Linked DNA regions of Homo sapiens: region 2 is linked to region 1. A link is a loop called in an ENCODE intact Hi-C map of the cell type or tissue named here. Cell type or tissue: tibial artery. All regions are shown on one strand. Each heading gives the region's core, and the rest is flanking DNA. Links, peaks and the distances in the headings are about the cores only.

Region 1 (16,411 bases), core at 2,994-5,493:
AAATCTTTTTTAAGGGAGAAAAATCTCAACCAAAGTTATGCTCATCCAGACAAGCTGACCTTTGAGTTAATTTCAGCACAACTCATTCTTCAGTGCCTCATGACTGAAAACAAAAAACAAAAAAACGAAAGCATCTTCACAATGAAGCTTCCAGATAGCACCGTTTTGCTAAAAGATACATTCTCATTGTTTTCCAACAGTGATGGCTTCCACATAAGGTTAAACAAACTAGGTGCTTGTAAATAATTTATTACAGTTTACTCTATCGCATTTCTGTAACATGAAATGCATGCCCTTCTTCAGGGGAAGACTGTGGTCAAGTTAAAAAAAAAAAACAATATTAAACAACATGAAACTGCAGTCTGTTTTTGAAAATGAGAATGTCCTAAGTGATTCAGAAGAGAGGAGGGAAGTTGTGCACTCTGAAAATGCATGAAAAACAAAGGCAAAAACTAGTGGGAAATGTGTAGAACTGTTAACTGAGATGGCTTCGAGTCTTCCTTCTGGAATCTGTTAAATTTCACAAAGTCATGAGGGTAAATGGAGAAAATATTTCTGGGATTACAATGAATGTAAGCCCAAATTGTGGAATTGCCAGTAACCTGGATGGGGAAAAGCATTTCCCATAGCACTCCATGTAATATGAGTGCTCTGTGAGATGTTCATCAGTGTTTTATAGAAATGGTGTTGCTGGGAAACCAAGTTTGCACCTGGAAACTTACAATGCACTTTAGCGCAGTAAGGGCTTGGCATCCGGTAGTGAAAAACTGTCTAACCCAGCATTGCCCAAACTATTTTGACACCAGGACCTTTTTCTCCTTTGGGATACTTATGAACCTCTCACTAATGTCCTGTGGAGAACATTTTGGGAAACACTATGTTAGATAGTTCTTTAAGGAGACAAAACGGTAATGAACAGATAGCACTGGGGCAGAATATGCATGCATTTTGTAACGTCCAGTGTGGCGTTGAATAGATGTGTATTTCCTCCCCTGCAGAAAATAAGCACAGAAAATTATAATGTAGGTGATCGGAGCTCTTTCCTTTGATAGAGAGAACAGCCCCAATGATCCTGGCTTTTTCACTGAACGTATCAGAATACATGGATGAATTGGGGTAAATAAGGTTTTAATTCAGATCTAGAAGAAAGTATTGTACGTTTGAATGCAGATTTTTATCCACAGATAGTTGTAGTGTTTAGACATGACAGGACCTATCGTTGAGGTTTCTAAGACTTACTATGGGCTGTAAACCTGTTTTTTAAAACTATTTTAGAAACCTGAGACTTGCCGTCTGGCATTTTAGTTTAATACAAACTAATGATTGCATTTGAAAGAGATTCTTGACCTTATTTCTAAACGTCTAGAGCTCTGAAATGTCTTGATGGAAGGTATTAAACTATTTGCCTGTTGTACAAAGAAATGTTAAGACTCGTGAAAAGAATTACTATAAGGTACTGTGAAATAACTGCGATTTTGTGAGCAAAACATACTTGGAAATGCTGATTGATTTTTATGCTTGTTAGTGTATTGCAAGAAACACAGAAAATGTAGTTTTGTTTTAATAAACCAAAAATTGAACATACTCTTGATGTGTTTGATTTGTATTTAAAACAGTTTCCTACATAATTCATTATACGAACAATTATTGTTTTCTGACTTTATATAGCAACTTATTAAAATGCTTAACGATACCTTACATAAATGTATGAACCTACAGTTCATGCTTTTATTATTGACCCACAGCTTTCCAAATTTGATCAAGCATTTGGAGATGTAGGTCTGCTTCTTAGCTATTGCTCTCCTTTTATTTAGTAAATATTCATATTCTAGGGAGATTCTGTGGGTTTTTGTAAAGATTTCTTTAAGCTTGGTGCTTTTTGTTATATTTTTACATATTTAAGTTTATAAAAAGTGTTTTCTCCACTAGTTTATCACAGTTGCTCAAACAATATTAGTTTACTTTTTTGACAAGAAAATTATTTCTTTTATCAGAGCACAGATTTTGTGGATTCTTTGAAAGTTCTCAAATACAGCCTGATCTCCAGAGTGTTCCTTCTAGAAACGGTGGTAAACGTGTGCCTGCTGATGATGTCCGTGTCCTTTGGATGCATGATATGGCTGTGAAACTGATTGACGCCCAAGACCATCCCATCCGTTCTCCAGCCAGCCTCTCTCCCTAAACTTCCTACTTGAACGCTTCTGATTTTCTCTGTGATGTTGCTGTGACTGTGCCCTTATTCTGGCACATTCATTCTTTACATTAGCAACTCTCTTGCTGCTGCCAAAGGTTACCTTCCTTTTATTGTAGCTAAATTCTAACTTTCACAGCCACTAGGTAAGTGGATGTTAATTTTGAAGTCTCATCTCGTTGTTTAGTCTACTCTCTAATTTTAGTCCTGTCATTTTCCTTTTTAAGCCCTTGCTGTCTTCTACACATCTAGCTAGTAAAATTCCAACATACCTCCTTGACATGTACAAGGGCACTTGTGGTGTTGACACCCCTACCTGGCTTCTCTTGCCCCTTCAGTTTCCATGGCCCTATTGTCTCCTGTCTCCCGTCACGACTCCGTGCTTCTCCAACTCTTCCTTGCCTCCCATCCCTTACCAGATAGTCCTGGTGGTGTTGCCTGATCCTCTGATTTGAAAAAAAAATTTTTTTTCAGTGTAATCTGGAATTTGTATTTTTATGTGAAAGCATCTAATTTTTACACAATGGTCCAACAACATATATGGATCAAGTAAATTGCCTTTCCAGGCCATTTCTATCTTGTCAACTGCCAGTTTGTATCTTTTGGCCTAGGAAAAAGAAGCATGAAAGGACCAGTTTCAAGGTGCCCCTTCCAGGAGGAGCTAGTAGGCAATCCCCAGGGGAGAGAAAGCTAACCTTGGTCATCTGACTTAGGCAGGACTAGAGCTTGAGGCAAATATCTGATGAAGACTGGTGATGTTTAACTAGGCAATGAGCACGTCTGGGTCAGCTTTTGACATCTGACTCACTCCTGTGCCCATGTCAAAGAAACTGTATCGAAACAAGCTAGCATTTGCTGCTGGCAGTGGGCTACCTGTGACAGGTGATTAGAGTAAATGAGTGGACAAACGCAATTTCCAGCCCTCTGGGAAAACATCTTTCCTCTTTTGTCTTGCAGGTTGGTGGACAATCAGAAAGGAAAGAACGCAAGTGGACACACCCTCAACCACCTGCTGAAAGTTCCCAACCTACATAGCCAAGATACATCGTACAGAACTTAGTAGAAGTGAGGTGACTCCCTAAGGCAAGAGCAGAGGTAGCATGCCTGAGTGTGCATTTCACCTTGTTCCTCACTCCTTACTGGTGGGCTAATCCTATGCCCATACCCTCCTTTTTCTTTGTAATTATTAACAATGCCCTCTTTGACTCTTAGAAGAGTCTAGGTGTGCATAATAGACTATATGGTTGCTGTATCCATGGGCTCTGCAGCTGCTAGTGACAAGGAATCCTGCTGGAATTGAGAACAAATCTACCTTAAGAATATATATTCAGGTTTTTATCACCTGAGAATTTTAAGAGTCTTTGAGTTTACTTGTAAGGAAATGTTTATGCACTATAAAACATCTAACTTCTGCTTCTTGAACCAATCTTAGCACTTGTTGGGGAGAGCTCAGAAATAGCCCAATTGTCCCCAAGTAATCTCTCTCGAAAAGAGAATCCTACAAAGCCCATCTCTTCTCCTACTTTTGGAGGGTTTGAGGCCCAATTTACTTGCTTTATTATTTCTCCATTGTTGAAATGGTGGGCAAACATCCCACTTCTATTTCATGATTCTAGGTGTGCGTGGTGGTGAAGGGAGTGCTGACTCCCTTCGCCTAGCAAGGGAAAAGTAGAACAGCATGCGGCCCACAGTGAGGATTTTAAGGAGCCATGGAATACGGTGGCTCTGTCTAGACCAGTGATTGTCAAGTGTGGTTATCAGACAAGCAGCATCAGTATCACCTGGGCAATTTCAGTATCACCTGGGAAATTTCAGTATCACCTGGGCAATTTCAGTATCACCAGAGCAATTTGTTGGAAATGCAACTACTTTGAGCCCCAACCCAGAGACCAGCAATACGTATTTTAACAAGTCCTCAGGTGATTGTGATACACATGAAGTTTGAGCACCCTTGCTCTAGACACTTGGCACAATCAGGCATTTCACAGTTCTACACAGTGTACTCTGGAAGTAAAAATGAGGGAGAGGGCATGGGTGATAAATGCCCTTCTAAAGTGGCTTTTCCTCCAGGACGTGTTAAAGTGATCAAGTAAACGGGACAGAGCTGGGCTTTCAGGTAACAGTGCTTAGATCCTTTATGTACCTGGAGATGTTTCTTTCTACAATGGGAAATGGCTGCCTTGAGCCTTGTCATTGTCTAGCCATCTCTGTAGATGCTGGCATAGCTCGCATGCAGTTGGGTGACTTACACCACAAAGTTTGGCATTGAGGTGCTTCTTAGCCCTCAATCTATGAAAAGGAGGCTTGCCCGAGTTGAATTGTGTGTGTGAGCTTTACACAGTCCTTTAAACTGATCCCTTGGTCAGTAAACCTAGGACTGAGAGCTGGCTTTCTTGTGCGCATGCAGACTCTGAGCTGATCATGTCACTTCTGTGGGCATGGTTGTTCTCCGTATGGCATAGGGGCAAATGCACAGTGGATTTTTGAAGATGAAATTAGGTTTAATGAAGGCGGAAGTGTTTTGTAGGCCGGCAAGTGTGAAACAACTGTGTGTGTTTTGTATGCTTTCATGTGATGGCCAGTCAGGTGTGGCCACAGAAGAGACACAATTTATTATAGTCATAGGTCGTAGAGACAGGAGGCATGGGACACCCCACACAGGGCCACATGGGAAAGACACAGGGGTGGTCAGGAGGCAGAAGACAGGAGCGTGGTGGGGGCTTGGGTCGGAGCATTTATTGATGCTTCTGAGGGAAAGGCAGGGCAGGGCAGGGTGAACTGTTTAGCATTGATAATGGAATAGTCTGGATAATTTCACTGGGCTCTAAACTATAGGAGTGGTCCTTAGTTTTCTGTTATCAGTCCCTGGGATGAGTTAGGTAGAGGAATATTGCTTGCAAGGGTGTATGGGCCAGATTGAGAAGGCATGGCTCTGGATTAATTAGTGTGTATATCAAAGTAGGCTCCTGGCTGAGTCCTTTGCCATCTCTAAGAATTGACTAGTGCCAGGAGGGGCAGTCTCTCCCCAGCCAGACAGTCTTTTTAAGATGTCAAAGAATCATGGGTTAGAAAGTTTAGCTCTGAGGAAGCTTATGCGTCGTTCAGAGGGAAATTAAGCGTCACCTAGTATTCTGCCTCCAAGTTTTACAGAAGAGAAGATTACCAGTGCTCACACAGTAAGTTGATAGAATCTAGACCAGAAGCAACATTGTTTGACACAGTCCAGTCAACACCAGCCAAAGGGAACACAGACAAGTCAGTAAAATGACCAAGTTTTCCTGCAGCAAAGTCAAATCATGCATATCTTTGATGTGAAGCTTGGCAAATGGCATAATGAGGTGGACTGGACGGAAGTTAATTGGCTCCAGCAAAACAGTGTGGCAGACATATCTAGGACTGACTTGTGCTTCTATCATTAGGCACTGTGCTAAGCACTTTGTATGTATCATCTCAGTCCTCTGGGGTGGGTACTATTAGCCCCATCCTACCAGCGTTGAAACTGAGACTCACCGGTGAAGTAGTTTGCTTCAGACTGGTAACACAGAGTTCACATTTTCTCTTGATCATTGTGACATGCTTCTTTCTGGAGTTTGCAAACCCAAGGAACCTTCATCTAGGAGCAATTGACAAAAGCACAGGGAAAACAGTGCTTAGGAAAACATCCTCAGGATGGGGGAAGAGAAAGTGAGCGAAGAGCTTCGCAGAAGATCTCTTAGAATGTTCTTGCACAGAGTAGAGCAGGAAGGGAGTCTTTGAGGTTGAAAATAGCCAGAATGTGCTACTGCTTATTGCAAATCTGTTATGGCACAGAGCCACACTCAGCAACTTAGCATAGGGTAGTATTTTTATTGTATGCTGCAGACACCATGCTGATCATGGTCCTAAACAACCCTAATAGTAACCTGAATGTGAGCAATTTCTCAGCGTCGTGGTGTCGGCAAGTGGTGTGGCTGTTTTCCAACTTGAGCTTCAACATTGTGTTTTACAAATGCTCAGTGGAGTCGCTTAGCATCCCTGGTGGGTCCATGTCTGGAAGAGAGAACAACTAACTTTGAAACAGAATCTGGAGATGGCACTTATTTGGGAAGTGTTTTGAGCACAAAGCGAGCTTTAGTCAGGTTCACTTTGAAGTCTCTCACTGTGTTCACTGGGTTGGAAAACTCACTTTTCTCTTGTGGCTGAGGGAACAGGTGGCAGTTCCACCCTGTCCTCCCTCACTGTGCAGGCTATGGTCCTGGCCCCCTCCCTCTGCAGTCAGGAGACACCCCTCCCCTCCAAGATACTGAATGGATCACTTCCAAACCTGGAATCCTGGGACAGTAATGATTTTAACAGGGCCAAAGCTACATCATGCTTTAAGGCTCGAAACTACAAGCTGTTTCTTCATTTGTTTGTTTTTACACAAAGTGTCTTTCTGCCTCCGGGTCAGGATTTTTTTGTTGTTATTTTTGAGCTGGAGTCTCCCTGTGTTGCCCAGACTGGAGTGCAGTGGCCTGATCTTGGCTCACTGCAACCCCGCCTCCTGAGTTCAAGCAATTCTCCTGCCTCAGCCTCCCGAGTAGCTGGGCCTACAGGCGCGTGCCACCACACCCAGCTAATTTTTGTACTTTTAGTAGAGATGGGGTTTCACCATGTTGGCCAGGATGGTCTCGATCTCCTGACCTCGTGATCCACCCACCCTGGCCTCCCAAAGTGCTGGGATTACAGGCGTGAGCCACCGTGCCCAGCCAGGAATTTTTGTATAATCTGTTTTGTAGGAGGCTTCTGGCCTCCTTAACATTCCCCCATAGAAGTTCCCTCTCACTGCAGACACAGGGCAGGAAATTAAATTTGGAGAGTATATCTAAAATGGGCAATGGAACACAATCATTGTTTCTGGTCAGGATGAAACTTAATTTTTATTGGCAACAACCTTGCATTTAGTTCTTTCTCTTCGTGAGAATTCATACTTCTTTATTCTAATCTTTTGAACCAGGAGGGTCAGCTGAAATGGTGTGCCTGTGCTTGCTGTTTTAATTCAGTTTTATTAAAGATAAAATCTTGTCAGGGCCCAGGAAATAATTTTACATAATGGTGACATGTAGAGGTTGAAAGAGTAACTGTCAGAAAGACATTTGGGTCTCATGGCACTGTGAGGGGCTAAGACTTGGTAGATACTGAATGTGGAGTTACTGTAGCCAGGCCAGGCACACAGAGACAGGAGATACCCCACACCAGGTGAATCCCCAAAAAGCTCCAAGGAAATCAACTTTAAAAATTACAACATGATTTTAAAGGAGTAAATGCTTTGCTATTTAAAGTAGCCCCCTGGCAAGGTCTTCAGTAATATGAAGGTCATCGAGTCTGCAAAGTAGAGTTAGTAATTGGTTATATGACTTCGGGCACACACTTGATCTCTCCCTTTTGTTAATTAGGGCTAGTAACAATGACTGACAACATGTCTAGCACGGGAGTGTTAGGAAAACCTGCTGAGCCAGTGTGAGGTGCTTTGCAGTGTAATTTAGGCGTAAAGGTGGGCTTCGGTCACAGAATTGGACTTTCTTGAGGCGGAGTTTTGCAGTAGATTCTGTAGGCCCTATCTTTCTCCCCTCAGCCACCCTGCAGGACAGATGTGGATGTTCCTGCACCCCCTCTCTTCCTGGGTCTCTCTGTGGAGGGTGTTCTTGGTTTCTGCCTCTGGTGCTTGGGAGCCAACACCCCAGAGGTGAGAGCTGGGGGATAAACAGCTCACCTTCTCTGCCCCTCAAGGGCATGCTTTGGAGGGTTCCTGTGGGTGGGATGATGCTCCAGTTGCCCTCATCAGTGACCTACTCATGAGCACCCCTTTCTTGGCTTTTCCCCTCTGTGTCTCCCTGTCCCAGTCCCTAACTGGCCTTCCTGGCATCAGCTCGCACATAAATGACTTGCAGCCAAACTCCTGTCTCTCTAGCAGCTTTTAGGGAGACCCAAAGTAAGACAGGCCTCATGAGTATTCATCAGACAAGATGCTGAACTGGCTGGGCGCAGTGGCTCACACCTTTAATTCCAGCACTTTGGGAGGCTGAGGCAGGTGGATCACTTGAGATCAGGAGTTCAAGACCAGCCTGGCCAACATGGAGAAACCCCATTTCCACTAAAAATATGAAAATTAGCCAGGCATGGTGGCGCATGCCTGTAATTTAAGCTACTCATGAGGCTGAGGCAGAAGAGTCATTTGAGCATGGGAGGCGGAGGCTGCAGTGAGCCGAGATTGTGCCATTGCACTCCAGCCTGGGCGACAGAGACTTCATCTCAAAAAAAAAAAAAAAAAAAGCCAGAAAAAGATGCTGAGCCACAAAGCCATGTCAACAACTAGTGTTTCCAAAGACTGCTAAGTTGCACTAACCAATGCAGTGTCACTCCAGGTTGTGGAACAATTAGAGGGAGAGAGAGGGAAGCTGACGTTTCTAATTCCGGGTTTGAGGTCCCTGCCAGAAGTTGGTGATGAGGAGTGATCTGGAAATACTGCCCTGGTTCCTTTGCTGGTTGCCAGGAAGAAAGATGATCAACTGTGCTTAGAGAGATTAGGATTCAGGGTGGGAAGTATTCGGGGAGGGTTATTACCATCATCAACCCACATTCACAGAGCCTAGAGAAGGCAGAAGATACAAAGGGCCAACCATGGCCTCACCTGGGGCAGCCCTCTGGCTCTCAGGGGACACAGGACTTTATCCAAGAAAAGTTACCTAACAATATTGTAGTTGGAGATTTGGATGGTGATTGAGGGAGGTCTCATATCAGAGTTAGTTTTTAATTGAGCCTTGAAGGAAGGGCAAGAACCAGAGAGTGGGGACAGGAATCCCTTCAACAGTTCACCAGACGGTTTTGTTTTCTGCTTTTTGTTTCTTTGAGGCAGAATCTCACTCTGTCGCTCAGGCTGGAGTGCAGTGGTGCAATCTCATCTCACTGCAAACTCCGCCTCCTGGGTTCAAGTGATTCTCCTGCCTCAGCCTCCCGAGTAGCTGGGAGTACAGGTGAGCGCCACCATGCCCGACCAATTTTTGTATTTTTAGTAGAGATGGGGTTTCCTCATGTTGGCCAGGCTGGTCTCGAACTCCTGACCTCAAGTGATATGACTGCCTCAGCTCCCAAAGTGCTGGGATTACAGGTGTGAGCCATTGTGCCTGGCCCCAGCAGTGAAACTTAACAAAACTCTTAAGTGATAATATGCGAGGCCTGTGTGTGGCCACACATAGTGGTGACCTGTGGGCTCCAGACAGATGGCCCACCCATCACATCACATCACTAAAGCTACTGTAAATAATTAAAGTAGCTTTAGTTATTTAAAGCTACTTTGATAACTTTAAATTTTCAAAGAAATGAGGTCGATGCTTCAGATGTCAGAACATTTTTCTGTAAAATTGTAGCTTTTGTTAAATCTGTCAGAAGACCTGGCGGCCCTGGGTCTGTGCCGCAGCATGGAGTAAGGGGTTGCTAGTGAACAGAGAGCATTTGGATGGGGCATGTGTCTTTTCATGTGCCACACTCCCCCTACCCAGTTGGTTCTCAGACCAAGGGTGAGGGGTTGTTAATTATTGGACGTACACTTTTCTTTTTTCCAAAATAGAGTGAAATGTCTCCAAATGCCTATCTTTATTTAAAACGGAAAAAAAGAAAGCAGACAGACAATTTGTTTTTTTTTTTTTTCAGGGTAAAGGTAAAGTAATACGTATTGAGCAAGAACTAATTGCCAGTCATTGGGCTAACAGCTTTACAGGCACGACTAGCCACTTCCCATTTTACAGATGGAGAAGCACAATGAGTGTGTCTTGGGAAACTCCTCAAGCTCTTAGGGGAAGCTTCGTGAGTGGGCACTCAAACTCCAACTCTTCCCACTGAACCTGAAGTTTCCTTGACCTTGATTTCCTTCCTGGATGTCTGGATTTCATGATATGGGTTTCGAGATGAGGGGAAGGAGAAGGAAGGTAATGCTCTAGAATGTGGGACTTTACCAAAAAAAAGTAAAGCCCGCTTCCCAGGACCCATGTGTCTGCCTTAGGAATTAAACCCACCCGTTCCAGGGTAAAGGGGCTATAAGTATTTGAAGCAGGGAGGCACACACTGCTGTTGAGTGTGATGGGTGGGCCAATCTCATGTCAGGGGCCTCAGGATAATAGAAAGCCACAACCTGGAAGGTCATGGGCAAGTCCATTTTCACAGCCTTCTTCCAGTACAGAGCTCTGAACTACCAACAGACGAGAGTTTCGAGCAGCTAGAGTCTGGTGCATGGTCTGGGGGCAGCTTCCTACCTAAATGCCTTCTGTCTTAACTGCCTTTGCATGTGACTGCTGTCCAGGGGTTTATAGCTTTATGATTCAGAATCTGGCTGAGGGTTCCTGGGTTCAAATCCCTGCTCTGCACTTACCAGCCACATGAACCTTGTGTCTGCTTTTTGCTTAGTCATTTCCACCTGATAGGAGATCAGATGAAGTAATGAGCATGCATGAAGCATTTAGCACCAGCGTGGCACATGGTAAACACTTTATACACATTAGCTCTGCTAAGAGGCCTGCCCTTTTCCAGATGAGTCTGCACACTTTCTGCAGGAGCCACTGCTTTTCTACCCCTCCCTGCCCACTGGCTCCTTTGGCCAGCATATTGAAACCACCGCATAAACAGGGGCATCCATGTGCAGGGCTACTGCTTTGGGGTTCACCACCCTTTTCAGCCTTGCTAATGGTCATGAATTTTCAGATGCTAATTTGCTTGCATTAAGCCTCACCTGGACTTCAGCAGGGGCATCCGTATGCAGGACTAGTGGTTTGGGGTTCACCAGCCTCCTCAGCCTTCTTGTTGGTCGTGAATTTTCCGATGCCAATTTGCTTGCATCAGGCCCCGCCTGGACCAGGGTGCAGGGTGTGGCCACACTGCGCATTCCAACTCTGTCCACTAGATGGCGGTCAGATTTCATCAAGGGGTACCAGGCCCAGGACTGGAAAAAAAGGTGTGGCCTCCGCCCAGACCCTGGGACCAGGTGGACGCCTCCTGGGGTGCTTCTTAGCAACTGCAGCTTATCACTGACGGCCAGAAATGAGACCTCAGGATGGATCCTTCAAGTGGAGGAAAGGAAAGGAGAGACAGAAATGCAGATGGGGTGGGAAGTGGGGTAAAAGTGGCAGCAATGGGCATGGCTCAGGGATCCCAAGGTCTCCATCTAGCCTCTGTTTCCTGTCTGCAGCCTAGAGGCACAGGGATGTGGATTGATGGGGACCCGAGGCAGCCTGTCCCCTGCCAGGAGACAGGCCCTGTCACCTCTGCCTGGGTTTCACATCTGCCCGTCCCCTGTGCTGGTCCAGGCTCTGGTCACTCTCTGTCAAATTGTCTCTGCTGATTTTATTGCCTTCTCTCCAGTTTCTCTGCCCACCTCTGCCTTGCAGCCCATCTTCCCTGAGCCTTTCTGCTCCTCCGTCAATCACTGTCAGAGCCCTCCAAGACCACCTGCTTTTCCCTGGCCTTCCCTGTTCACTGCACTCAGTGCTTCCTCAGGCACACCCCACCCCATGCCTTTGCTTCTGCAGTTTCTTATTCCTCACCTCTGCATGTTCAAATCTTATTCTCCACCCCAACCTGTAAGTGATTGCTTCCTCCTCTGAAACCTCATTGCATTGCTTCTATGGTGCTGGGCCCTTTCATGTATTCTTTCATTCTAATGTTTGCTGAGCACCTACTATGTGCGGCAAGATGCCAGGGATACAATGGTGAATGAAGTCAACATCTCAACTCTCCTTGAGCTTCTATTCCAGCTGGCAAGATGGGGCTAAAGGTAAACAGTGTAAGGAAAACAATCACAGCCTACCACGAGGGCAGTGTGGGGAACCCATGGGTGCTGTGGTCGTGTGTTGTGGGGTGCCAGCTGGCGAGGCTTCTCTGAGCAAGGTGATGTTTCAGCTAAGCCTCAAGACTGAGAAAGAGCCAGGTTGGCAAGGGGCTAGTGGGGTGGGAGTGGGCTGCCCTGGCAGAGGGGATGGCGTGAGGAGGACCCTAAGGCGGGAAGAGACTGGGCTGGTGGAGAAGCTGAGAGAAGGCTTGTATTAGTCCGTTTTCATGCCTCTGATAAAGACATACCTGAGACTGGGTAACTTCTAAAGAAAAAGAGGTTTAATGGACTCACAGTTCCACGTGGCTGGGAAGGCCTCACAATTAAGGCAAAAGGCACATCTTACATGGCGGCAGACAAGAGAGAATGAGAGCCAAGCGAGAGAGGAAACTCCTTATAAAACCTTCAGATCTTGTGAGACTTATTCACTACCACGAGAACAGTATGGGGGAAACTGACCCCATGATTCAGTTATTTTCCACCAGGTCCCTCCCACAACAGATGGTAATTATGGGAGCTACAATTCAAGATAAGATTTGGGTGGGGACACAGCCAAACCATATCAAGGCTGAAGGCAGCATCTGAGCTGAGAGGGATGCCAGAGGGCCAGGTAGGGAAGCTGTTGAAGGGGGGTAATGAAGACTCAAGCTTTTTAAAGAGCATTTTTTTCCCTCCGCTGATCTGTATACAGTGTCCTGAGTGGAAGGGGAGGAAAAGAAACCATAGTCCAGAAAGAGATGCTGGTAGCTTGGGTGGGGACGCAGAGAAATGGGTGGATTTGGGCATTCTGGAGACCGGTGAGCAGGCTCTCTCCACCATACAGGGATAGGGCACACTGTCAAGGTAAACTCCAGTGGCTTAGGGTGGGGTGGAGGACAGCTGCCTCCAGAGCACAGAGAGGGAGGGGTCCTGAGGCCATGTGCAGTCTGGGAGGTAAAGTGTGATGTGTTTGACAGCCCTAGTGCAGCACAGCACAGGAGGGGTAGTGTGAGATTGGCAGTTGGATCTGACATTCGATGAATGGCCTCCCAACTCCTCGAGGGCAGGAACCGTGCTTGATTCACTGTTGTGTCTCTTAAAAAGCTTTTCCTGGGCTATGGGGAAGTGGCCTCTCTGACAAGCATAGGGATTTGATATTGTTGGAGAAATGGGTGCCAATGGGTCTGGATGGGCTTCTCTTGCCACATGCCACCTGCTGTCTTGGGAGCACCTAGGGATGCCTCCAGTGGCTGCAGAGTGAGGGTGAGGGCGGGTCATTGCTTTTCTCCCCCGCCCTCCATTGCTGTGCCTAGGGGACTCCAAGCCCGCTTGGTCCTCTCAGATGTTGCCTAGGCAGTGAGCTCAGGATCTCCCTCACTCCCCTTTAGGGTCCACTGGTTACACCTTGGCCTTTGAAAAGTGGAATGCTCCTGATTTCAAGTCATATGGTATAGAAGCCTACTTCCTCTCAGAAGGGGAAAGCGGTGCCTCGCGTGCCGCCTAGAAATACCTCTTTAATGTCTAAATCACCATGTTGGAACTTCACTCCTAACAGAGACTGTGCCAGCTGCACCTAAAAAACCCACCATATTATCCCTTATTATTCATTTACAGTGTAAATTTTACACATTGATAGACATAAGATTGGCAAAGCAAACTGGGGAAGAGTGGGAGGGAGAATGCGTGGCTTTGTGTCTGAGATCTGTGGGAAGAAGGGGGAAATGCTGAGAAGGGACAAGGGGAGGGATGCTGGGGCTGGAAGCAAGTGTCCTGCACTGCACAGTCTTGCCCTGAGCTTGTGCCTGCCTGGGAACTTGAATCCTCCTTCCTCAGTAAAGGAGCCGGGGGCACCTGCCATTTTTTCCACTAGAGGGCGCCAGCACCCTGCAATGCAGCCTGGAGGTTTGGGACCTGGCTGGGAAGACAGCTGAGAATGGAAGAGGTTTGGGGCGTCTCAGGGCCTCAGAAGCACCGTGTACCTGGAATCCCTTGCCTTGCATCCCCTGAGCTCCCTGCTCCCCTCTGCTGCTCCAATGGGGCTGCATTTCCTTGGGTATCTCCCAATCCATCTCTGGCCCCATGTTCGCCAGCATGAGCCCTTGGTTGTGGGAGCTCCAGCTAGACGTGGGGACTTCAGGAAGCTGTGATGAGCACCAGAGGGACTCCTGAGCTGCTATGTGCAGCTAGGTCTGCCTGCCCTGGAGCCTCCGGTTCCTATGGCCTCCTCCCTGGAGGGAGAGTTTGCTAGGAGAAGAGAGCTTGTCTTTGCGTATTTTGTTTATTCTCTATTTCCTTAGGGCCTCACTGGACCCTGCACTGAGTAGGTACTCCTCAAATCCACTGCACCTGTGTGCATGCTGGGCATTGGCCCTGGCAGCTGCTATGCAGTGTGGGAGTAGAGCCCCGGGAACAGTGAGTGGGTGAGAAGGCTCAGCTGGTGTGCAAAATGGGATCAGAGCAGAGCTGGGAGGCTGGGGATGCTGGGTGTGGAGGGAGGAGAGGAAGAGGAAGGAGAGGGCAATGAGCTGGTCTTGGAAGCTTGGGGAAGCATTCAGACAGGCACAGAGGAGCCACATTAAACAAGGGTTTGGCCCAGTAGCCACCTGGGCTGCCAGTGTTCTAGAACTAGGAAACCAACCCAGGAAGCTGGCTCTGCTCCTGGCCCCCAAAGCCCTTTCCTCTAGGCTGTTCTAGGCCAAGGAACGGAGGGGAAATGTTTTCCTTATTCCATTCTGGCCTTTAGCTGTGGTATCGCCTGCCAAGCTCTCTGGAGGATCCAGGGGGACCGGCCATCAGATCCCCCCAAACAGCTGTGCTCTTCTGTCCAGACACTGTTCAGCCACAGCCTTGGGCTGGGCCTTTCCTCTGTGTCCTGGGCCGAGGACCCAGAGCTGCTGGGGGCCTGTGTGCCCCACAGGATCCATGAAGGTCTCCACAGCTGCAGGTGCAGGTGTCATAATCTGCATAAGTTGCAGTTCATGTGATTGTCACCGCCAGAATCTCTGAATATTGCTCACCTGGGTATGGAGCTGCCCGAAGTTCTTGTGTGGGTTTTCAGCCATACTTACATGGGTTATAGGCATGCTGGACCATTGGTAAAATCACATTGGCAGGCTGTGTTTTCTTCTCCCAGCTGTTAAAGCTGCAATTCTGGCAGTCAGAAGACGTCGCTTACTTGGTGGTTTCTAGCAGCCAATTCCCCTGTCTGAAAAGGATCCCTCATGGGGTTTGTTGTGTTATGGGCTTGTCTGAAATGTTAACCTATTTGTTCTTAAATGTCATCGGTGAGTGATTTTTATCACAATGAGAGTCTCATTGATGAAAGTCGTTGAGAGCCCGAGGACTTTGTGCAGAGTCTCTGTGGACCACGAGGGAATCTAGCAGAGAGGGGAGGTGGGTGGGTTGGATGTGGTGGTGCCTTTCAAGCTGAGGCCATGGGAGCTGCTTCGGGCTGGCCATTTGGGCAGTTCCCTTCAGTACAGGCCTCACCCCCAAGCAATGTTGTGTTACAAAGGCAGGTTCACCTGAAACTGGGAGGCAATGGGCAATGGTCAGATTTCCATCCATTTCCTGTCACAGCATGGCCATCAGGAAGAGTGACTTAAGAGGCTCAGAGAGGTTGAGATTCTTGCTCAGGACCACACAGCAAAGCAGAGACAGAGTAATGCTGAGAAGGCAGATTTCTGCATCGTATCTTTTGGACTTCTTTCAGCAAAGTGGGACCCTGAAAAGCCAGGGATGCAGAGTTCATTCATTTGGTTGGTCAAATAGTACTTACTGAGTGCTTACGGCATGCTAGGTGCCGAGGACAGCTCAGTCTAATGGGGGATGCCCCTGCAGAGTGTCAGGATGATCCTGGGGAGACGCCCACTTCAGCCGAGTTGGGTATCAAGCAAGCTTCTTGGAAGAAGCAAAAAATACCTGCGCCCTGTTGGAGGATAATCAATTAATTTGATGCTCCTTTGAGACTGTCCCAAGAGAAACAGAGAGTAAACACTCATAAACAAATAGCAGAAATAATGAACAGGGATGGAGTTCTTGCTAGACACTACTCCCTGCAGGCAGGAGCCCCTACCCGTGGGGACACTGAGGCTCAGGGAAGCCAGGAATGGTTGGGAGGGCCCCAGCCGGTCAGTGGTGGAGCTGGGAGTCCCCTCGGTAGAGTTTTTTTTTTTTTTTTAAACTTCTGTTCATCATGGAAAATTCCAAACATGTACAAAAGTGGAGAGAACAACAAAGTACCATGATCCCAACATCCATCTTCAACATTTGCCAACTTAGGGCCAATTTCATTCTGTCCATACCCTCTCCACTCTCCCACTACTGGAGTATTTCATAGTAAATCTCTGACATCATCTCATTTCATCCGTAAGTATTTCAGCAGGCAGCTCTAAAGGATAATGACT
Region 2 (16,411 bases), core at 8,811-11,310, 1.4 Mb after region 1:
GTGGCACTGAACTGTGTACCTTAAAATAATCAAAATGGTAAATTTTGTGGTATGAGTATTTTGTCACACACACAGAGAGCGAGAGAGAGAGAAAGAGAGAGAGAGAGAGAAGATATAACTAGTCCAGGGACACAACAACTCGTAAGTGTGATTACGAGAACCCAGTTTTTCACTGTAATTTTAGGAGTCAAAAGAGAGCTACCCCCTACATCTCTACATTGAGCCCAAGTCCAGTACATTCTCCCTGATGCCTCCTCTGAGTGATCCAGGCCTCGGTAGCCCTTGTTTCCAGACACAACCATGGTACACACCCTGGCATGAAACCCTATCTGCCCCATATCACTCTCTGGTCATTTCATGCACACTGGTTTAGTTCCCCAGGTAGACATACTCTGAGCTCTTTGAGTCCAGGGCCCATGAGCCCTCCCCACAGGGCTCACTGGCTTGACTACTGTTGTGGAAACTGAAAAGCATACCAAATGCTTATTTATATGTTTCACAGTTTTAACTTGCATTTTAGCTAAAATGTTCCCACATTCTTTTGGTTAGCAAAACATAACAGGCTCTCCTTTTGCCACTGATTCAATCTCAGGAAATGCCTTTTCGCCATAGAACTCCTAAACCCATTGCTGCCTATTGTTTTCTCATTAATGAAAAAAAAAGTTAACACTACTTTCTCCACTTACTCATAAAAGTTTCATTTCTCTACTTCAAACACTGTGTGAACATTAAAAGGTGCTATAGGTTGCATTTTAATAGAACAAGACAGTAAATAAAAGCATATGAAATTACAGCCTAGGAGTTTAAACACGTAATATTTCAAAGAAGTTTTACTTCACTTGAAAAAGTTTTCTCTTTCAGAAAGAAAACTTTCTAAAAAGTTTTCTCTTTCAGAAAGAAAACTTTCTAAAAGGCTTTCTCTTGCAGAAAGAAAACTTTCTAAAAAGTTTTCTCTTTCAGAAAGAAAACTTTCTAAAAGGCTTTCTCTTTCAGAAAGAAAACTTTCTAAAAAGTTTTCTCTTTTTAGTGTATTTAGAAATTAGCAAGGAAAACCCAGATTAAAAAGTCATTTAATCTACCTTCTAGCCTTGGATGCATCACTTACTTTTGGTCCCAGCCAAGTACCTCAAACCCTGGGTGTTAGTTTTCTTATTCACAAAATGGAAATAAAAGTGTCTTCCTGTTAGTCTTAGAGAAGCATTGTAACCCACGATTAAGACAACAAACAAGAAAGTGAGTAGTAAAGGGCAGAGCCCTGACTATAAGGGAGAAACTTGGGACAGAGGATCTCTGAGTCCAGAAAGGGAAGAAAGGAGGTGGCAATGACTGTCTCTCCCCATCCTTGGCTCCAGGTCTCTGCACCACTGATCACCTAGTCTAGCAGGTGCTTTGAGCCTGGGCAGGATCTGTGGAAGTGGCCAGTGGATCTGAAGGGGGTTGAGAAGCCAGTGCTACCCTGCCAGAATGACCCCCCCCCCCAAAAAAAGAGTTTTTAAAATCAATGCTCAACTTTTCTCCCAAATGATGATGCAAATACCAGTAATACACAAGCAGGTGGAGGTTATTTTTAGTGAGGGTATTTTTTTAACTTTCTATTCTGAAATACTTATAGACTTGCAAGAAGTTGCAAAAATAGTACAGAAAGGTCTATGTCCTTATCTCCTATCTTCCCCAATGATAACATCTTATATCACTATATTACATGATCAAAACCAGGAAATTGACACTGGCACAATACAATGGACTAGACTGCAGGCCTTAATCAAATGTTATCAGTTTTTGCAGACACTGTTATACAAACAACTATAATGGTGCAGAGGGTAGAAAAAAGAAAAAGAAGTGGTATAGAATTATTTACATCACTAGGATGAAATCAATACAATGTAATTTCGATAGACAATTCATGAGTATGCAAACAATTTTTTTATTACAAACGATATTTTTCTTCATGATTGAGTCCATTGTGATGGGATGATATTTGCAGCATCTTACTCCAGTCCCCCATTTGGGGAGGTGAAGAAATTTCCCACAACAGTTCTAGAAGAGTCAGGGAGAAAGAGGCATCCAATGCCCATTGCAACCCTAATCCCAGACCCTCTCCATAGGTAGCACTGCCTGCTCCCAATCCAGCTGTGCAAAATCATAGAATTCCCACAGCTTGAAGGGCATCTCCAGGTGGAATTTGGTGCCGGCCTTGAAATACTCGGGGTCGACTGAGCAATGCCACCATCTGGTGGTCAGACAAAGAACTAAGGAAAGCAGTGGCAGCTCTCCATTTGTGGGTCTTACCAGTTGAGCAACCTTTTAAATCTATTCCAGGAGGCTCTACTTAAGGTACAGCCATACTAAATGTTGTAATAAAGAATGTTTCGTAATGAGAATAACCACTCTACAGTGGATTAAATATGGCCACAAATTCCTGGAAGCCCCTCCCATTAAGACATGAGTCTATTTCCCTATCCTTTGAATCTGGGCTGGGCTCTTGACTTGCTTTGAAGCAGAATGCACAGGAAGAGATGCTGTGTAACTTCCAAGCCTCTACCTCAATTGGCCTCAGAGTTTGCCCCTCACCCTCTTGGAAGACTGCCACTTTGTGAACAAGCCCGCACCAGCCTCCTTCAGCATGAGATTCTAGTGGAGAGAGAATCTCCATTTCTCCTGAGGTCCCACGCATATGAATTCCAGCCGAATCGCTACCAAACGTGGTGATGAGCGAGCCCAGGCAAGAACAGCTGAAGGCAACTCAAGTCATAACCCACAGAATCATGAGAAATAATAAAGGGTTCTAAATCATTAAGTTCTGGGGTGGCTTATAATGGAACAGATTTGAACATTCTCAAATTATTGTTTAAAAAATCTGTACTGTGGACAAGCTTAAGGTTTATTATTACTATTTTAAACTAGATTACTAGGCAGGGCATACATCGCTATTTCCATATGGTAAACCTTGCTTGTTGCATGCATTTTGAATATACGGCATACTTTGATTTTCCTTTGCATTTTCAGCCCTCCTCACATGTTATCACGCATTCATTCATCAAACACCAAGCATGTTGAAAGTGACAGCTCCTGGAGTAGGCACTAAGGATGTGACATTGAATTGGATATGACGGCTACTCCTGAGAAGCTCATGGCTATTGGAGAAGATACGTATGCAAATGCTGAGTGACCACTCCCAGTGGAAGCAAGACAAGGGGCTAAGTTAGTCAGGACCCAATAAAGAAAAGAGAAACCACTCCAAATCCCTTGGAGAATTTAATCCAGAGAATTTATCAAACAGACAAGAAGGTACACAAAAGCTAGTGGGGACAGGAGTAGCAATAGAGCCCTGGAAGATCCCCAGCCACTGTCAGACAGCCAGCCACAGAGGAGGGGGAGAACCACCCTGGCATCCCTCTCCGACCACCCTGCAGTCTCACCCCAGAGGCTTGCACTGTTCAAACCCAGCAGGCGCCTGGAAATGCAGCCTGCAGGGATCAAATCCCTGGGATGTGGAGCACAGGAGGGGAAGAACAAGGCTTATGACTTGCCATGGTGGTATTCAGGCTAGAAAGTCTTTACAGCAGAGGCAGTGGCTGGGCCAAGCCTTGACACTTAGAAGAACTGGACTCTATTTGGAGATGTTTTGCAGTCACATTTGGGTTTGCCCAGGAGAAACAGGGATGAAAAAGCAGAGGGTTTGTATTCAAGCAACTGCTTACAACATTGACCCAAACAACAGTAACCACGAGGAGAGTGACAGTGCATAAGAAAGATGCCAGCACCCCCAGGGAGGAAGTGCTGGAGTTCCGGAGAGGCAGAAGTAACCTCTCGCTCTTGGCTCCTTTTGGTGCTGGGAGGACAGTAAGGTCAAGGCCATCCCTTCAGCTGTCCTGAACACAAGCCTCTTGACCCACATGGTGGCCGCTATGTTTCACCATGAGCCAAGCAAAGGACCAAGATGGATTCATTGCCTTTGTTCGAAATATAACTGAGTCTTCATATCAGCAGATTTCTTTCCTTGTCTTCTTGGTACAAGTGTACATATCTTTAGATTTCTTATTTCAGTAGCTAAATATACATCTAAACTCATTTGAAATGAAATAGGGACTGGCTCTTTCACATTCTAAAGTATGGTTTGCAAACTTCAGCAGGCCTCAGACACACCTGGAGGGCTTGTTCAAACACAATATCACTAGCATCCACCCCCAGAGTTTCCGTTCAGTAAGTCTGGAGGAAGGTTTGAGAATCTGCGTTTCCATCAAGTTGCTAGGTGGATATTGCTGCTGGTGCAGGACCACACTTTGGGAACCAATGTTCAAAGGTATTAACTTTCCTCCAAGTTCTTTTATTTTATATATCAACCCACCTTCACCTTTCATCACCTTGGTAGTGGCGTTTCCCAGCCACAAGCATCAGCCCGGTGCTGGTGAAACTACAGCTCCCAGTCACTCCCCTGGAGATTCTGAGGGCCTGGAATGCTACCTTCAAGGGCCCCAGGAGAGTCACATCAGGGTGACAGAAACCACAGGCATCCTGCAAACCTACTGTGTGCCAGGCACTGTGCTTGACAGTGATTGACAGGCGCTATTTCGTGTGATCTTCCTTATACTTCCGCTTGCATTTCCTCTGTATAGAGAGGTATCTGAGGCACTGAGAGGTGAAGGAGTTTGCCCAGTGCCACACAGCCAGCAAGTGGAAGAGCTGAGGCTCAAACTCAGGAAATGTGACACCACCCTGTCACTGTACTCCCAATCATTCTACTCTATTTCTTCCTAAAGAAAAGGGGACTGGAGCCCCCACCAGGATCACTGAAAAATTTCTCTAGTGAAGAGAAGCTGATCTCTTCCAACAAGGAACACCAAATAAAAATAAAAGGACAGCTGGGCACCGTGGCTCACACCTGTAATCCCAGCACTCTGGGAAGCTGAGGTAGTCGGATCACCTGAGGTCAGCAGTTCAAGACCAGCCTGGCTAACATGGTGAAACCCCATCTCTACTAAAAATACAAAAATTAGCCGGGTGTGATGGTGCGCATCTGTGGTCCCAGCTACTCAGGAGACTGAGGCATGAGAATCGCTTGAACTGGGAGGCAGAGGTTGCAGTGAGCTGAGTTTGTGCCACTGCACTCCAGCCTGGGCAACAGAGCAAGATGCCACCTCAAAAAATAATAATAATATAAAAGAACAATGTGGGTATTGCATGCATGCATGCATGTGTGTGCCTCTGTGTATGTTGTGTGTGTGTGTGTGTGTATGTATAAACTGAATCAGAAGGCTGGGAGAAGGTGAGAAGAGGGAGAAGCTTTGGACTAAAGTTGACCATTAAAACCTAGTAATTAACAAATAAAAAGTGTAACTATTTATCACATGCAACATAAAATAAGATATATCACGTTAAACTTGTCATTTGATGAACTGTGAAAAAAATAACCCCAGTTAGCCCATGAAAACTCTTACCCCTTTTGGCAAGCCACTTAATCTCTCTGTGCCTTGGTCTAATGGTCTGCAAAACAGAAATTGATTTACCCCATTGGAGGTTTAGAGAATTAAGTGAAATAATGAATGTGAAAGCCTCTAAGCTCATAAGCCTTTTTTTTCCATTGTTGGTAAAATATACAGTTCATAAAATTTAACACTTCATATAAACCTTTCAAAAATAATTTGTAAAATACATTGTGTCTGAGTTCCTTAAACAGGGGAGTGATTAAACCCTGAGGTTTTCGGAACCCTGCCAGGCTTGAGGTGCTCTGAGAGTGATGGCTCGTGCCACAGTGAGAAGGCTTCACACTGTCCCTGTGCAACTGACTTGATGACAGCCCGGGCCGCCTTCCGGGGAACACATCTCTCCCAGGTCCATGCTCAGCAGAAAGCAGATCTTTCACAGTGAGAGTTGGAGGTGAGGCACACTGTTGAAGAAGATGCAGATGAATCTCTTTATGTTTCTAGCATCAGCCCTCTACTCAAGAACCCGAGCCTCTGCTTTGTGCAGCTTTTGGGGGTTTGAAATACTAACCGAGCCTCCCAGCTACTACCTAGGTGCTTTTGAAACAGGTGAGCTACTAAAATATAGACCAGCTGCCTGAACAGTAGCAGTAGTGGTTGGATTTGTGTGTCAAGTTTGGGTTCTGTTTTATTTTGTCTTTTGTAAAAGAAAGAAATCATGTTATGAGAAAGTGAAACTTCTGTACAAAGAAGTTCGGGGGTAAAGAAAAAAATCCTGGGTTCAACTGGGTTTCTTTCCTTTAGTAGCTCCAGAAAAAGGCCAGGATGAGCACACTGCCAGGGGACTGTCACAGGCCCCACACTCAAGACCAAGGTCCAGGGGTCCATGTTGCTAAGGTTCCAGAGACTTCAGTGGTTCATGCAGCAAAACTGTCCAAGTCCAAGTCCTGTGTCTTCTTCTCTTAAGTCATGTGTGGAAAGTTTGTCCATTAGAGACCTGGGAAAAGGCCTCCAGCCTGGGAGCTAAGAAAGAAATGGCTCAGGAAGCTACTGAAAAGTGAAAGTCTTCCTTGTCCCCAGCCCCTGACTTGGGAGAGGGCAGTAGTGCAGAAGGCTCCTCTGATGAGGAGGTGTAGATAGAAAAGTCAGGCTGGAGAGAGCAGATTCCTCTGGCAGAATCGCAGAACATCAGGTCAGGAAGGGACTTTGAGGCTCCTCCTAGGTTTATTTATTATTTTTTACAGGAACTACATCATGAACTAACTTCTGGGTTCATTTAATCTACAAAAAAGGGTGGAGCACTCACTGGGGTCAGGCTGAACCTGGTGTCTCAACTTTCAGTCCACTACATTTCCCTCCCTCTGTCAAACTGGGCAAAGATAATTTCAGCAGCTTTTGGGTTCTGCCCTAGAGGAGTGTACGTCCATGGGGAGGCAGGCACGTAAACTGATCATCCTCACACTGGGTGGGAAGTGGGCATTCTAGAGGAGCAGGATCCTGGAAGAGGTACTGCAGGGCTCTCCTGGGGAGGGAGGGGGGTCATGTACTCTGGTCCTGGAGGGGTTCCTAGAGGAGGTGAGGTCTGAGCTCAGGCTTGGTGAAAGAGTAGGACAAAGCCAGGTGATGGGGGGCAGGGGGCAGCCCTCAGGTACATAGCTACTGGGAATTGAAAACAATTTCAGGCTGCCACAGAGTTGTGAGTTGACAAATGGCAGAAGGCTTGGTGGGGCAGTCTTGGAGAGAAGATAGAGATTCGGGGAAAATTTAGGACTGAAAGCTGGCAGAACTTGGTGAGTGGACATGGGGTAGAGGTGAGGGAAAGGAAGGAGTTGAGGATGACCTGTGGGTCTCTTTCACTTTCTGAGTTGATGGAGGAGTCATGTGGAAAACAAAGGCTGAGTTTGCATGAGTTCAACTTCGGACACATGAAGTTGTTGGTGCCAGAAGATATAATGTGGAAACAGCTGCAGTCCCCTAAATACTGACATCTGGAGCTCAGGAAAGATGACAGAGGCAGATACCTGTTATTTCTCTATTATCTGTGCTTTCTACGTCACCTCTACAGATGATTTCTTATTTTACCTGTATCCACCCTAACAAATATTGAATACCTGTGCTTATTCATAGGTGCTTCTTGACTGGGAAGGAGTGGAAGAGGTCCTAGGTGCAGAAGGGTATGGAAGATAAGGTCAAAGGATGTGCTGGTGGGAATGGGAGACAACTGAGAAGGTGAGACAAGCTGGAGGAAATGTCAGGAGCTGCTGAGAGAAGCTCAGCCTGACCAGAGATGAGAATTGCCATCTTGAATCGTCAGGAAGTGAAGGAAAGCCCAGGTGAATGCCACCCAATCAAAAAGAAAAAACAAATGCAGATGGTAAGGTAGAGAAGGCTCTGAAGCCCAGGTAATGAGAGCCATGTTACCCTGGACAGAAGCATCCAACACCACACATCTCCAAGGATGTTGGAGATCCAGCATCTGGATCCAGCTAACTTCTGCATCCTCTTCTGTACTCACAAGAGTTAACATGGACGTCCATGCATCTGCTGGACAACACCCCCTAGAACGAGTGTCTTTGTATGTTTTCACACACATAATGATGTTATATCTGCTGCCATCCTACTGAGTAAGGGGATGAATAAAGGTAAGAAGAAAACAAGTCACTTTAACTCAAAAAGGAGTCCTCGGGCCACTCCAGTGAACATCAAGGTGGCCATAAACTTGCTTTCCCCACCCCTACCAAGCCCTGGTGGGAGAGGGAGACATGGGGGAAGGGAAGGAGAGAAGGGGCTCCATCTCTCTGGTGGGTCCATAACCCAGTTCTGTGAAAGGCAGCTCCACACACCTGGCTCCCACTAGCTCTCCTGCCCCTCCCTCTGCAGCAGGGCCTTGGGCAAGCTTCTCTTCCCAGCCCCCACCCTTGCCCATGAAACACTCAGACCAAGCTGGTACTACCCCAGGGGCCACTTCTGCCCAATGCATTAAGGTTTGGCTGATTCAAAAACACCCAACTTAAAAAAAATGTTGTTTTCTATCTCCGACACAGTCCTTTTGACCTACACTAGATGGTCTCATCAGAAACAAAAGCATCCTAACCTTCCAAGGTCAACATTACTCCACCTCAACCCACAGCCACAGCCATCAAACACATACCCAAGCCAACAGATGGTTACAAAATTCTAAACAGTGCTCTTTCAGAACTCTGGGGCGAGCTACCCTGGGGCCTCCAACTAGACTTCCTGCCCTGGCCCTGGCCTTGACAATGAACCTGTTTCATCTCAGCAGTTGGCTCGGAAATGCCAAGCTGCCTTGTTGTCCGTGTTTCCAGACAAGTCTGCATTGCTGAGTATCAGGGGCAGCTGGAGCAGGTCTGGGCACTTGGAGAAGGAGGGAGAGGGAGACAGTATAGTGGGGCTGGGAACACCCAGTGAGGGCAGGAGGACCCAGACGGGCAGGGCCGCTGGGAGTGGCTTCCTCACTGCTTGTGGGCTGTGTTAGTCACCCAGGTCGCACAGAAGCCTCATGCCTTCATGACCGCAACAATCACCCAATACTCAGGCCAGGGATTTGAACTGCTGGATCTCAGTGCATTTCCACAGTTCAGTCCTGCAGGTGGGAACTATTAATACCCATTTAGAAGATCAAAGTTGCCCCAAGTCGTACCACAAGGAAGCGTCCCAGCTAGAATGTTCACATTGATGCTGGTGCTCTTTCCCCTGCCACTCTGCCTTCCACCACCACGTCAGTCCTCGAGTTGAGTTCTTTCTGGAAGGCTGTAGAAAACTGGTTTCCAACTTTCCAATCCTAGATTTTCTTTCTTTCTTATGCCTACACACAAGCACTTTTCCCTAATGTAAAATTCTCTGAGGGGTCAAGAGATCCGGCAGCTCATCAAAACAATCCATTTTGAAAGAAAATTTTGGATGAATATAAACATTAAGAGGTTGGGGAATTTTGTCTGTTTTTGTTCACTGCTGAATCCCTAGTGTCCAGGACAGTGCGAGACACAGTAACCCAGAGTGGGCACCTAATGAATGTATATTGAATCAACACTCTTCCAGATTGCAGATTCTTGCAAAATTTTCATGATCTCCTGCTCAAATATCTTCCTAAAAACACAGCATGACTTCAAGAGCCCTCAACTGTACTAAAGTAGTTACATACATATAGCATAAATCAGACTATGCAGGCCTTGGTCCTCAGGAGGACCTGTCAACAGACAGAAAGACATCCATCTGATCCTGTGCCCAGCCAGAAAATGCCACCTGCGACAGGTACTTCCTGACTGTCCAGACACCTCCCCATACTCTCTCAGTTACAGATAAACTCCCTTAAGGATTGTGAGCAGCTGTGGACCATTTCAAATGCTTCCTACTAATTCTTGTAGCTGAATGGGCCCTTCCTGCTCTGCTGTGATACGAATCTGCAAGGAAGGCGAGATCTGGAGAGTTCTCAGACCAACACACCTCACAGCTATAGGTCTGGGCTCCCATCACAGGCACAAAGGCTGCAGCCCCAACCCCAATGTCAGCCTCGCCACCTCCTCTATCCCCATTCCCGCCTCCATGCTCTGGCACCTTGGCACTCCTTCAGCTCCAGGAACATGCCCCGCGTGCTCTTCCAGCTTCCTGGGAAGCTTCTCCCTCACCGTACCCTGGTATACTCTCCTCATCCCTCCAATCTCAGCTGTGTCACTGTTTCAGGAAAGCCCCCCTTCCATGCCACCCTCTCCCCCAGCCCAGATCCACTTCCTATGTCATAAGTGTTAGTCCAAGTTGCACCGTTTCGTAAGCTCCCTGTCATTTCACAGACCTTGGTCAAAGTGAAACATTCCACGGGGGGTTCGGGCCGTGAGAAACAGCCTGACCAACTGCCTGACTTTGCTGGGAGAAAGGGCAAGGAACATCACATTCCACCAGAACAAGGGCCAAACCACCTCATCGTGGGAACATGTTATCAACATTTTCCCAGGCAGCAGGCCATGCTCCCCCCAGACCCCTCCTGCTCAGGCCTATAATTGCCCCAGCCTGTAAGCAGCAGTGGGCACTGGCATTAAGCTGGCCCCCAACCTCTGCAGGTTTTATGTTGGACATAAAGCCTATGTTTTGCTGTAGGGCCGCCAACTCTCTCTCTGTTTTTCTTTAACCCTCACCTTCCCTTTAAAAAACCTAACAGTAAGCTGTCCTGGGATCCTGCCTCTTTCCTCTTCAGCACTTACCTCCATGGCAATCACACCACCTTACCTTGGTGTTTGCTTAATTAATGCTGGCACAAAAGCAGAAACCACATCTGCTTCTGCTCCTTACTATTCCCAATGCCTCACATAGTGCCTGGCATATAGATGATGATTAATGATGACAAGAATCTAGCAGCAGGCAAGACCTGGTCTTATAGGCCCCAGTAAGGAAATTTAACAACCCAGCAATTCCACCCCAGGTGTATACCTGGCAGAAATGTGTACATATGTTCTCCAAAAGACACGTAAAAAATGTTCACAGCAACATTCTTTGTAATAGCCAGAAACTAGAAACAACCTATATCCATCAAGAGTAGAATGAATAAATAGTGGTGTATTCCTGTAATGGAATACTACACAGCCGCGAACACTAACCAGGTATAATTATTTGCTACAACATGGATGAATGTTACGAACATAAAACTGAGTAAAAGAAACTTAGGCACAAAAGAGTATACACCATATCATTCCAATTACGTTAAACTCAAAAAAAAAAAGGCAAACTAATCTATCTTCAGAGAGGTCAACATTGTTAAAGATCGTCAGAGGCTGAAGAGTGACTCAAAAGGTAGCCACTTGTTCCTGGGGTGCTGGTAGTGTTCTGTTTCTTGATCTGGATGCAGGTTTTTAGGGATATGTTCACTGTGTAAAAATTTATCAAGCTGTTCACACATTATTTCTATACATTATACTTTAGGACCTTAGTCATTTCAGATTGCTAAACCTTAGACCAGGTAACTTAAAAACAATAGAAATTTATTGCTCAAAGTTCTGGAGGCTGGGAAGTCCACAATCAAGGCACCAGCAGATTTGGTGCCTGGTGAGGACCACTTCCTCATAGATGGTGCCTTCTTGCTGCCTCCACTCACATGGTAGAAGGGGTGAACAAGCTCTGTTGTTTTTGAGTGTGTGTGTGGGGTGTTTTTTTTTTTTTTTTTTTTGAGGCAGAGTTTCACTCTTCTTGCCCAGGCTGGAGTGCAATGGCACTATCTCAGCTCACTGCAACCTCTGCCTCCCAGGTACAAGTGATTCTCCTGTCTCAGCCTCCCGAGTAGCTGGGATTACAGGCGCGCAACACCATGCCCGGCTAATTTTTTTGTATTTTTAGTAGAGATGGGGTTTCACCACGTTGGCCAGGCTGGTATCGAACTCCTGACCTCAGGAGATCTGCTCACCTCGGCCTTCCAAAGTGCTGGGATTACAGCTGTGAGCCACTGCGCCAGGCCGGGTCTTTTTTATAAGAGCACTAATCCCACTCATGCCTTCATGACTTAATTGCTTCCCAAAGGCTCCACCTCTTAATACCACCATCTTGGGGATCAGGTTTCAAAATATGCATTTTGGAGGGATACAAACATTCAAACCATAGCATTCAATGAAGAGCTTACTGAAAAAAAGGAAAGAAGGCAATTCCTCCATTAGGTGGTGGTGGATCTCAATAGGCCCACAGGGTGTTTGGCAGAGCCAGAGCACAGCCTCCACTGCTCCAGGCATGTTTCTGCATTCCCAGCACACACGGACACCTGCAACCACCATGTCCCTCTCAGTTTCTGTCATCTGGATTGGTTTCTTTCTTTCTTTTTTTTTAAGATGAAGGTAAATATTTAAATTTTCTCTCCCAAGAAAATTCAGATGAAAACAGGATAAGTATTCAATGACCTAATCCAAAAAGTGTATAAAATTTAAAGCAAAGACAAAACAAAATAAAATACCTAGTTCTATACAGCAGTTTTATACAACAGTGTCTTGACACGCACAGATAGTGTGTGACTAAGAAGGGAAAAAGAAGCAAGGAATGGAATTCAGTGCAAACTGGGTATATTGTGTGCAAATGGCATTTGTAGAGAAGTAAATGTGTGGAATGTAATTTGGGAAGATGGACTTTATATCTTTAATTTTTGTAAAAACTGCATTGCAATTTTCTTGCTTTAAGCAACTCCTTCCCAAGCCCTCTGGTTGCAAAACTGTGACTTTGTAATCCTAAATACATGTTATTTGAGATTTGCTGCCAAAAAATTGTGTTTCATCTCCAGGTCTGAAAGTGTGAATGTTCTGGGCAAATGCACTTGTGCTCTCTAAGGAAGACAGGCTGGCGTGTGGAAGGGTTGGTTCTGCCCACCGCCTAGTTAATCTGCCATCAGAGGGAGATGGGTGGGAGATACCATATCTTCAAAGCCTAAGCTTGTGGTTAAATTCCAGAGCCTTTCACTCTTGGGGTGAATGTTCACTAATCTAGCCATGAGATCAGCAATCCTGAACAAATACCCCAAACTCCTACTAAGATACATGTTAATTAGTAACTTTGACTTATGTACCTTTCGTGCATGGGTCAGTGTCCTGAGCTCTACATGTAGTAGCCGATGCTTAACTAGAAGGCATAAAACCTTGAGATGGGGCAAACAGACATGCTCATGCGCTAGATGACTGTTTTCATCAAAACAAAAGCAAATATACCTTTCACCCAGCAATCCTATTTACAGAAATGTATCCTTCCGATGGACTCATACATACATGCCAAGATGGGTGTGCAAGGATCCTCACTGCAGCACTGTCAGTAATAGTAACCTATCAGAGACAATCTAGATTAACAGGAGGCTCGGAAAACACATTATAATAATTTATACAATGGAACACTATTCAATCAGGACAAAAGCGCAAGGTACAGGCTTGTGTGCAGACAGGCTACAATCTCTTCAGAGACACATTGTCAAAACGAAGTTAAGTATGGTGGCTAGACAGTATGCATGATATGTTCCTTTCCACATAAAAAAAATACATGCAGATACATGTTTATGGTAGTTCTCCCTTATCTGCAATGGGGGGATATGTTCCAAGACCCCTACTGGTTGCCAGAAACCTTGGATAGTACCAAATTCTATATATACTATTTATTTTTTCCTATATATACCTGGAATAAACATTTACCTTTTCACTTAAAGGAAGCACTTTATGGCTTCTCTTGGGCATATCTGAATCACCAGCATCACTACTCTTATGCTTTGGGATTGTTATCAAGGAAAATAATGGTTACTTGAACACAAGCCCTGCGATACCTCGACAGTGGACCTGCTCACTGAGATGGCTCCTAAGTGATGCTAGGATGGGTGGTGTATACACTGTGGATACACTGGAAGAAGGATGATTAACGTCATGGGAAGAACAGAGTGGGACAGTAGGAGATTTCATCACGCCACTCAGAACAGCTCACAAATTAAAATTTAGGAATTGTTTATTTCTGGCATTTCCCATTTAACGTTTTCAGATTGTAGTTGACCAAAAGTCGCTAAAACTGTGGAAAGTAAAGTTGCAGATTCAGGGGGCATGAGTGGGGAGCACTGTATATAAATAAAGAATATCTCTGGGAAGAGACCCAAGAAACTGAGTCAGGAGCCCTATTTTACAAATGAGAAAATATCTCCTCTTAAGATTAAAATTACTGACCTCAATGGGTTGGGGGGTCTGGGTATACTAAGGACACTCTCAAAAAAAAAAAAAAAAAAGAGGGAATTTTTATATTGGTTCCATGATAGAAAAAAAAAGACAGCATCTTGGCTTATAGAATAAAATGAGTTCACCCACAGGATTTAATAAGGTAGGTAACAACATGAAATCAACATAGATGCAAATCCATATTGAGCAGAGGGAATCATTTCCAGTGACACCTGTAGTTCAAAGAATACTCAAAACTGTATCTGAAAGTAAATGACTTAAAAGTTACAAATGTGTATGAGTGCCCAGAGCCAATCTTGAGGGGCCATTTCTCTACTGACATAGCAGTATTTGTGGACCTGATTTTCCATGTTCTAGTCTCTTCTCCATCCCTCTTTCTGCTCCTACAATCTCACCATCCTTTTGCTCAACATCTCATCCAAGGAAGCACGAATCAGTTTCTCCTGGGACACAAATGAGACCCTCTTATCACACTCTATGACATTCTAAAAACCAGATTTAATCAAGAAGATATGTTGGAATTACAATGCTTCTTTCAAGCTCTTGCCCAAAGACAAATAATTCAAGACAGAATGTCGACCTTCAGTGAATGATGATAATTATCTCCTCATCCAATGGAAGGGAGGGGTTGATTTGATTTTTACAAAAAAAAGAGAAGAAATGCATCTAATGGATGTGGCTAACAGACATTCGCAGGTATAATGAAAAGATAAGAAAAAGACAGGCATGATTAAACATCACACCCACACAAGCTGGTTAGCTGAAGTCACGTGTCAGCATCTCTGAGGCTGTTCTTTTGAGAAGCACCCCAGAAGGGCAAACCGAATTGCTGGGGATAAAACATGTCCATTACCTTGCTTTAGAGGCGATTATCTTTAGAGCGAGAGTGAAAGTAGCTGAGCGAGCAGTTCCTGGGCATTCTGCAAAGTCACAGGCATCAGGATCTCCAAGGCAGCCAGAAAGCGCCGAGCCACGCCAGTGTGGGAAATTTGTGGCCAGAGCGAAGCCAATATTTCTCCAGCTAAACAAAAATGCCAGGCAAGATCCCCAGGGATTATGAAAGAGAATGCACCCCTGATTAACCATGACCTCAATCAGGGTACAGAACCCCAAGGAGCTAGCCCTGCATGGGCAATTCTATTCATAGTAACCACAAATCACTGCATGCCTCCTCTGTGTACCCAGAGATCATTTATCCAGAGGCAGTGTCGTCCTCCAAAAGACACCCGTTTGGGTAGGTATTTGGAAGCCACATCGTCAATCCTCCCAGCCATACACCCGGCTCTATACCGTGTGGTTTCACCTCATCCTCCTTCTCAACATTACACATCCCCCGCCAGGGGTGAGGGCAGGGAAGGGGTCACTGATTCTGCACTAGAAGAAATATCAGGGTTGGGGACGGGGATGAACTGAATTGAGACACCATGAACCAGCTCTGGAGCAAGAAGGGCAGAAAGAGATCCCAAGAACAACTTCAAGTAAGTAGTAAAGAAACTCCATTTTCTGAAAGGGCATTGTTTGTCGCTGGCTGTACGGATCCTTTCAGAGCCTTACAAGCTTCCCTTCTGCAATACGGTGGTGACGGTGCTGAGACAGAGACAGAAAGGGAAGGAAGAATCTTGACAGAATTAGGATGTCCAGCAGGGATCCTGGTACTTATAAGAATTGATTCCATATGGAAAATAGAAGAACAAAAGGAGATTTTCCGAGCCTGGTGAGTAGCCCTGATGATATTGGTCACTGAGATTGGTCATTCTTGTTTCCAGGTTCTGCAGCCTGGGAAGGTTTCCTAGGGTTTCCTGGGGTCTGTTATGGGGAACCAGGAGGGATGCTGATGGTTCCAGAGGTCAACACAGTCAATGATTTCCAGTGAGGTCTTCAAAACTTCTAGACTCAGGAGACCAAGTTCTCACCCTTGACATGATTTCAGTCTTCTCAGGGCAGGAGAAAGAGCCAGGCTCCCTGAAGAGTTTTTGCTCTGGAACCCAACGATGGGGTGCGTGTGAACGGCAAGGGCAGAATTTATGTGGCGGTGACTCACACTTAACCCAGAAGGCCCCTGGACCCCAGAAAGGCAAAACCGGAGTTTGAGAAATAAAAGAAATTTAGGGAATGATTTCAGAACCTAAGAATGAACCCTAACTGCTGGAGACAGAGCAGTGAATTGAATTTGCCCTTGGAAACCTGGTTTTGCCTTTGTCAGAAGTCAGGATTGGTGGGCAATTGAAATCATCTGAAGGAGAAAGGAAACATTTCCCCTAAATCCTTAAAAGGAATCTGAGAGGAAGCTGGAGAAGGGATGCC

Evidence for each region. Peaks named below come from ENCODE experiments on the same cell type or tissue, not always from the same donor. Only the 100,000 strongest peaks of a DNase experiment are listed, where the experiment ranks them.
Region 2: it touches region 1 in a loop (30-fold over the local background); 10 of 110 quality-filtered maps call a loop at or near these places.

Annotation. Positions count from the first base shown.
Region 1 is chr10:112,135,038-112,151,448 of GRCh38, reverse strand. It overlaps GPAM (glycerol-3-phosphate acyltransferase, mitochondrial), which reads left to right. Exons shown (of 22, transcript NM_001244949.2): 22 at 1-1,584. Among named protein-coding and RNA genes, the nearest start is that of GPAM, 41 kb to the left of the region's middle. RefSeq lists an enhancer at 10,919-11,418. In tibial artery, for the core only: no CTCF peak of the experiment used is centred there; no DNase peak of the experiment used is centred there.
Region 2 is chr10:110,732,365-110,748,775 of GRCh38, reverse strand. The region is part of intron 1 of RBM20 (RNA binding motif protein 20); the gene reads right to left. It overlaps LOC124902498 (a long non-coding RNA gene), which reads left to right. Exons shown (of 3, transcript XR_007062286.1): 3 at 3,007-3,082. Among named protein-coding and RNA genes, the nearest start is that of RBM20, 96 kb to the right of the region's middle. In tibial artery, for the core only: no CTCF peak of the experiment used is centred there; a DNase peak (open chromatin) is centred at 10,265; H3K4me3 peaks cover 616 bases.